Linked DNA regions of Homo sapiens: region 2 is linked to region 1. A link is a contact called in ENCODE Hi-C or POLR2A ChIA-PET data. All regions are on one chromosome and are shown on one strand. The core of a region is the stretch at or near the end of the contact, and the rest is flanking DNA. Distances in the headings are between cores, read along the strand shown.

Evidence for each region. Hi-C counts contacts between places; a loop is a spot of excess contacts on that map. ChIA-PET counts read pairs that join two places held with the same protein, here RNA polymerase II (POLR2A). Pooled maps may share reads with other maps.
Region 2: a pooled map shows a loop between it and region 1 (10-fold over the local background). The contact joins two enhancer-like sites. A Hi-C loop is called at or near these places in 3 of 168 maps with a recorded cell type or tissue (PC-9, endothelial cell of umbilical vein and natural killer cell) and 9 of 50 pooled maps. POLR2A ChIA-PET finds 5 or more read pairs at or near these places in 2 of 52 experiments (activated CD4-positive, alpha-beta memory T cell and activated T-cell).

What each region holds. Positions count from the first base shown.
Region 1 is chr3:177,677,602-177,680,914 of GRCh38, forward strand. All of the region lies in intron 3 of LINC00578 (long intergenic non-protein coding RNA 578), which reads left to right. Among named protein-coding and RNA genes, the nearest start is that of LINC02015, 140 kb to the right of the region's middle. Within about 2 kb of position 2,015, at least 6 of the 41 ENCODE cell types and tissues checked have a DNase peak (open chromatin) inside an H3K27ac peak, as active enhancers do; they include natural killer cell, where a contact is called at or near this core.
Region 2 is chr3:177,785,858-177,789,413 of GRCh38, forward strand. No RefSeq gene overlaps it. Among named protein-coding and RNA genes, the nearest start is that of LINC02015, 29 kb to the right of the region's middle. Within about 2 kb of position 1,579, at least 2 of the 41 ENCODE cell types and tissues checked have a DNase peak (open chromatin) inside an H3K27ac peak, as active enhancers do; they include natural killer cell, where a contact is called at or near this core.

The DNA.
Region 1 (3,313 bases), core at 765-3,264:
CTAAATTAGATACTATTATTACCTGTACTTAATAGTTGAAAACAGAAGCTGAGAGAGGTCAAGTAACTTCTTCAAGATTGCACAGCTAATAGGTGGCAGAACTATGTTTCCAGGTTAGATTTGTCTAATGGTGGATGCTGTAATCCCAAATTACTATGCTATGTTTTTATTTTCATGAAGTAGAGCATCAGTATTATCTGTTACTGGAGTCAAAACATATCTATCTCTGGACCTAACTATCTATCTCTCCATGTATTTAATTTCCAGCCAGAAATACATATATGCACACACAAATATACACTACATATATATATGCACACACAATACATATATATACATATATACACATATATTGTTAATGGATCTATATGTATATATGTGTGAGCATACATACATACACACACACACACACACACACACACACACTAAACGATGCTTACTCCTTTTGTCATTGCTCTCATAATAAGTCTTGTGTTTACAGCTCTAACATGGCATTTATTTTATTTCAGTGACTGTCTACTTGGTTCTTCATGGCTAGATTCTGAGTCCAGGTGATCATGGATGGGTTTGTATTGATCTGAATATTTCTTGAGGCTAGAACTGCTTAGCACAATTGCCACTTCATATAAACTTAGTTGATTTAGAATTTACAATAATTTGAGTGACAAACAAAGAATTTTTAGACTCTAAGCAAAAGTAAAAGCAAAATCATATTGAGGCTGGGATGCCATTTGGATAGACAAAAAACCTTTTCACCACTGTATCTCCTGACCAAGAAGTGAAGAAGTGTCCCTGGCATACTTGGATAAATGACTGAAATAGATATATAGAAGCTTTTCAGAAGGATTATTCTTCAACTCTCAATATGTTAATTTGAGAACATGCATATCTAATTATTAGTTATTAAAACAGGTCCTTTAAAATTAAAAATACTCCAAGTACTTGAAAGTAACAAAACTGGAGTAAAAAATAATAGAGTAGACATTTGACAGTTTCTCCCTCTATTGTTCTCAGTTCTTGAACATGGTTAACTAACATACTCACACTTCATCTATTGGTTGACATTCAGGAATAAAGTACTTGCAATGTTTAGATTCTTAAAAATACATTTTATGTATCAAACCTTTCTGAAAACCATTGTTAATGGATAATTATCTAGGATGCATTGCTCATCTTCCTGTCTTATTAAACAGTCTATCAGATATGACCTAACCTTTTCATTAAGACTCAGCACCATCACTTTATTATTTGTAAACTGTTGGGTCACAGAATGGTATCCTCAGGTGTCTGAGCTTATAAAAGGCTGTGGCTGTTTGCCTGATTTCTCTTTTGACTTTTCCTCTGCCATTTCCTATCATTTGACTGGCTTCCCTGGGTCTGCTTCCTACATACAGTCCATTGTATGTTTAATTTCATGTCCTCCGTTGGCTAAAGACATTCTGTTGGTTTCATGAATCCTTGAATATGTCAATTAGTTCTGGCCTTTATGGCTCCAGGGTGACCTTATTTATCGTCTGCTATAAAGTCTATAAACCTGATCTAAGTACATTCCTCTTCAGTGCTAGAGTCTTTTCTTTTTTGTTATTGTTTCTGTTCAGTTCAAGAGGGAAAATGTATTTGGTTGAGTTTCTAGAGAGCTGTCTGCTGAATATGTGAGACGATTATAATTCACAACAAAGACTATAACCTACTCTGTTATTTTGAAGGAAAAACATTTTAAAAGGCAGCTTCCTTTGGGAATATTTCTAGGAATAGTGACTTTACATATGTATGAATGTGTGTATATATGTATATGTATATATATGCATATATATTTATATGAATTCACTTATATTCTATTATTTCTGAAAAAAATATAAGGCAGCAGTAGTGACACTAGGAAAAGAAAAATGGGTAAAATTCATAAGCCTACACAATGGTTGCCAACACTTCCCTTTTATTAACTTGGCAGCCTGGTATTTTGCAGGGTTTTTTGAACACAAACACCCTGAAACTCATCATCGGGTTGTAGCAGGATGTCCCTCCTTAGGCCGTGAGTAACTGCTGGGGCAGGTGTGGTTTGGGTACAGTTACAGTCTTGGAGGAAAAGTTTAATTTTGTTCTTTAGCTATCTGGTGATGTTTTTTCAAAGGCATATATAAGGGACACCACAGACCACTGATGTGTGCTTTCAACTATTAATTTATAAGAAGTGTTTTGAGATAACCAGAAATAGAGGAGTCAGAGTGGTCTAAAGGGAAATGACTCAGGCATCCTTTTGAAAAGATACCAGCTAATGAAACCGTTATCTTTCTGACTGGCCCCAGGCTGAGGTTTTGCCATGAGAGGTCTTTCAGCGTTAATTTAACCAGGACAGTTGCTGTTTTAAAAGGGTTTGCTAGCCAGCCTGCCGGATCTGACAGAAAGAGTAGCTGCCTCCCCTGGTGTGATTTAAAGGGCAGTAAAAGTTCAGCCAGCCCCTGATCTCCTCCCCAGTGGCCTTACTTCACTTAGAAATGTTCATGATTAGAGATACTCCATTGGGCAAAGACCTTGTCTCCAGAAGGCACTAATAAACAAGACTATATTTTACCTGAATTTATCACTAATGCCCTTTCTGAATTCATGAGCAGATGAGTGAGTTAGGCAACCAGCTGGAGCAAAGCCTGATGATTGAGACATGAGATGGGTACACTTATGATGAGAACATCTGAAGCAAGAGCAAGTGGTATTGTCCCTGGATGATGTGGGTAGTAAGGGGTGATTAAAATTTAAAGCCATTGGACCTGAGGAGGGGCATTTGCTGACTATAAGATAATGACAAAAGGGGAGATAAGAAGGTGAGGTTTATTTTACAGTATTGCTCAAGGCTGGTTTTGCTTCTTGGAGTAACAGATAAGCTTATGAAGAACAAACCCAGATCTTTTACTATTATTGACCTTTTCCAATCAGATTATATAATAATTTATAAATAATAACTTTCTTGGCTTCCTGACTCAACATGCCACCTAAATAGCTAAATTCTTTTGAGTTCTTGGTGACTCATCTTTGCTCTTGACTCTGTGACTAGACTGGTTTCCAACTTAAAGTATTTAAAGAAATTCAGCATCTAGTATGTCTTCTTTGTCTTGCTCCAATCTTGTGCCCCAGTTCTAGATTATTTTGTGCTCTTTGTTGCTGAGGCCAAATACTCACTTCGCATCCAAGACATAATCACTAAATTCCAGCTCCATTCATTTATTTATTCATCAAATATTTATCGAATGCTTGCTTGGTGTCAGATACTGTGCTAGGCACTAGAAATACAAGGGTGAATGAAATATGGTCTTTGTGT
Region 2 (3,556 bases), core at 329-2,828, 110 kb after region 1:
ACTAAACTTGCTTTCTCTTGCCATTACTCTCTTGCACAGACTATCCCTATCCCAAGAATAGCTCCCTTACACCCTTGAGTGTGTATGCATACACGTGCACACACACACACACACACACACACCCCTCCAGCCTGGAAAGTTCTGCTCAGCCTTCTTTTTCAAGTTCATCCAGATACCACTTCCTGAGAGGTGAGGGTGGGGTGGCTCTTTTGACCTATACCCCCAACCCCTGCTCATTTAGAGTTTCTGTGGTAGGAAGTCTCTAAGTTGGCCCCAGTGATCTTTTCTTAAGGAATTTCTTCCCTTTGATGTGAGTTGAATTAATGAAATATAAATGACTGAAATACACTGAAAGTATTTCCTACTTATAATGTCACTTCCAAGATTAGGTTACAAAAAGACAATGGCTTTTGTGTCCAGCACCCTTTCTCACTGTTTGACTCTCGCTTTCTTGGATCATCAATTGCCAGAGGCCCCTCAAACATCTATAGAGATGCTCATGTGGTAAGGAAACTAGGCCTGCCAACTATGCCAGTGAGCTTGGAAACAAATCTTTTCAGGCTTGCAAAAAGTTACATAAGTTAGCTTGGAAACAGATGCCCCCTCATTCCCAAATGAGCCTTCAGATGAAAGCATAGCCCTTGTTGAAGCTTGGCTTCAGCCTTATGAGAGATGAGCCAGAGGAACCCAGCTCATCTGTGCCTGCATTCTTGATCCAAATAAATAAAGTGATGGCAAATATTTGTTGTTTTGAACCACTAAATTTTGGGGTAATGTGTTACACAGCACAGGTAACAAATACAGTATCTCTTCTCTGGGTTCCCACAAAAATCTGTAGTTTCCCCATCACAGCACTTACCACTCTGTATTATAATTATCTGGTTATTCATCTAACCATTTAACTAGATTGTACAGTCTGTGAAGATAAAGACATTGTTTTGTGCAGCACTGTATCTTCAGCAAATAACACTGTCTTGGTACATAAAAGTATGCTAATTCTCACTGAATAATAATAGAAGTTTGGGACTCTATAAAGTATGTGGCACAAACATGGCTGTGGACATAGGAAGTTGGGTCAAGGAGGTGAGTACCATAGAGAAGGACAATAAAATTAATATCAAATTATAAAATATTTATTAATATAAAAGATGTATAAACAGACTGAGCACCAACTAAGATGGTACTAATAGATAAAGTAACATTTTGAATATTATATCCTGATAATGCACTGATGTTGTGGTAAATGGTCATTGAGGAGAAAGGGCATCACGTGGTGTAAAGAACACTGGCCAGGTAAGCAAAGAATCAGAATTCTGCACCCTGCCTTTCTACTGAAGAGCACTGGACCTGGGCAGATGGCCTGACTTTCTGGGCCTCAGTTTCTTAATGGTGAGGTCAAAGAAGGCATGACATCTTAAAGGTTCCTTTTAGCTCCAATACTTTGCTTTACATATAACTTTATTCTGTGAGCACTTATCTCAAACTAGTTCAGAGCAGTGGTCCTTGATCTTTTTGTCTTTTCATCTCATCATATTTGAAGGAACACGTGTCCTTGTGAAACAGTAATTCTCAGTCTCTATGGAGGAAAGTGACATATCACGTGACGGGCCTGTTAGAATTTCTGAGTAATATGTGTAGTGTGAAAAGATTTCCCAGATGACTCTGACCTGCTTGATACCCACTTTTGAAAACCTCTGAGGTAATACAAAATGACAGACCAATAAGTTTTGGTCAACAGACCAGAGATTCTGCTGTTTGATAAAAATGAATACAGTAGAATTTAACTATATGTTTAGTTAGAAGCTTAAAAGAAATGGCTGAAAAATAATCTCAGTTAAAAAAAAAAATCAACAAGTAAACCACTCTGGTAGAGTTGCTGTCAGAATATGGTTCTTGGAAACAGCATCACAAACTTTCCTATTTTCTGAAGTTTCTGTACTTACATGAGTCTCTGAAACTGGAGATCTATCATGTACTTAGAAGGCCGTACTTCAAGGCATTTACCACATCACCAGATTCCTATATCTACAAGAGATTGTTGTCAATATCTTGAGTGAAAGACTCATAATGCTCTAAATAGTTTACAGCTGGTTCTTCTAAGCTGTCATAATAATCACGGTAACAATAATACCTAGCATTTAATTCTTTCATTTTCCAAAATGCTTTTCACCTGTCATTGCATTAGCCTCACAATGTACCTGTTAGGCAAACAGCGCAGGTGTCCTGAACATTATGTTTTCCCTGCAAGTTCACTCACTTAGTCAATGTACACAGTAATCCAGAGCCCCTGTTTGTCAGAGGACTCAACAGAGATAAAATGCTGAATAAGACACGGTTGATGCTCTCGGGGTCTGAGAATATATAAGGATAGGTAGGTATTTAAACAAATAATTTCAATGCTCTCAGGTACTTTGCTTTCTTTTCCTATTGTGGCCTGTGCATCTATCCTTTACCTGGCCCAGACCTGGTGCCAAGAGTGGAATCATTTAGACTTTAGTGCATCAGCAAATATCCCTTCACTCATATACCATCCTATGATGAAAAAAATAATTGCTTTTATTTTAAAGTTAAAAACTTCAGTTCTTCCACAAATTCCAGAAACATAAGAAATATGTGGTTCACTGTTTAACAAAGCCATTTCTCATGAGTACTGATGTTCCTTTGATTAGTTAGAGGGACCTTCTCTCAGAAGAAGCTCTCAAGTCTAGAAGCTCAATAAGTGGGATGTGAGAAGTTTTAATCTTTGAAGGAAGCCACTGTTACGTTGGAACTGGTGTAATGGCTCCTGAGAGCTAAATGTATATGTGTTTTCCCAACTCAGTGTCCAGAAATGTCAGACTGATAGCTTGAAATTTTCCTTGGTGGGAGTATTTTCACCTAGAAAATTGAAAACCCCTGAAAATCCGAACTTTTTTCCTCCTGGAGAGCCAATTGTTAAATATTTACCAGCATACCACTGACGGTAGCTTGCCTTCCTTCACCTGGGACTTGATGAAGTTGATGGATTTACTAAACTATTCTGCATATGATATGCATAACAATCTCTTAATTTGGGTTTGAATATAATTATACACTCTGTATTAATTTCTTTTCCCCTCCCCCACATATATGGGTTAAAAATTCACTTAATTTGACATGTAAATGTATGCAAAGTAGCAAACAATTCATGTTTTTCGCTGAGAAGCCTGGAACATTAATAACACTGCAATCTTAATTACGCAGCTACCAAACCAATGCTCATTCGAAACCACCCTCCTATATTGCCACCTATGGAAAATACCCTGCTGAAATGAACTTTTCTTCTATGATTGACAAAGACATAGCTTTCATCTTGCTGAAAAAAAAAATCAAATCAAAACAGGAACATGCAAGTAAATATCTTCATCTTGAAGATTTTGTAAATCATCATTTTGAACACCTTAATTCTTTTCTTTAATATATGCCTCAAACCAAAGCACTTCTCTGGAAAGATGTTCCTGTTCCTGTCAACGGTCTTACGGTTTTCTCAGTAATCATGCTGGAAATTTCAATGTCCTCTGAGTGCTAACTAGAGCAC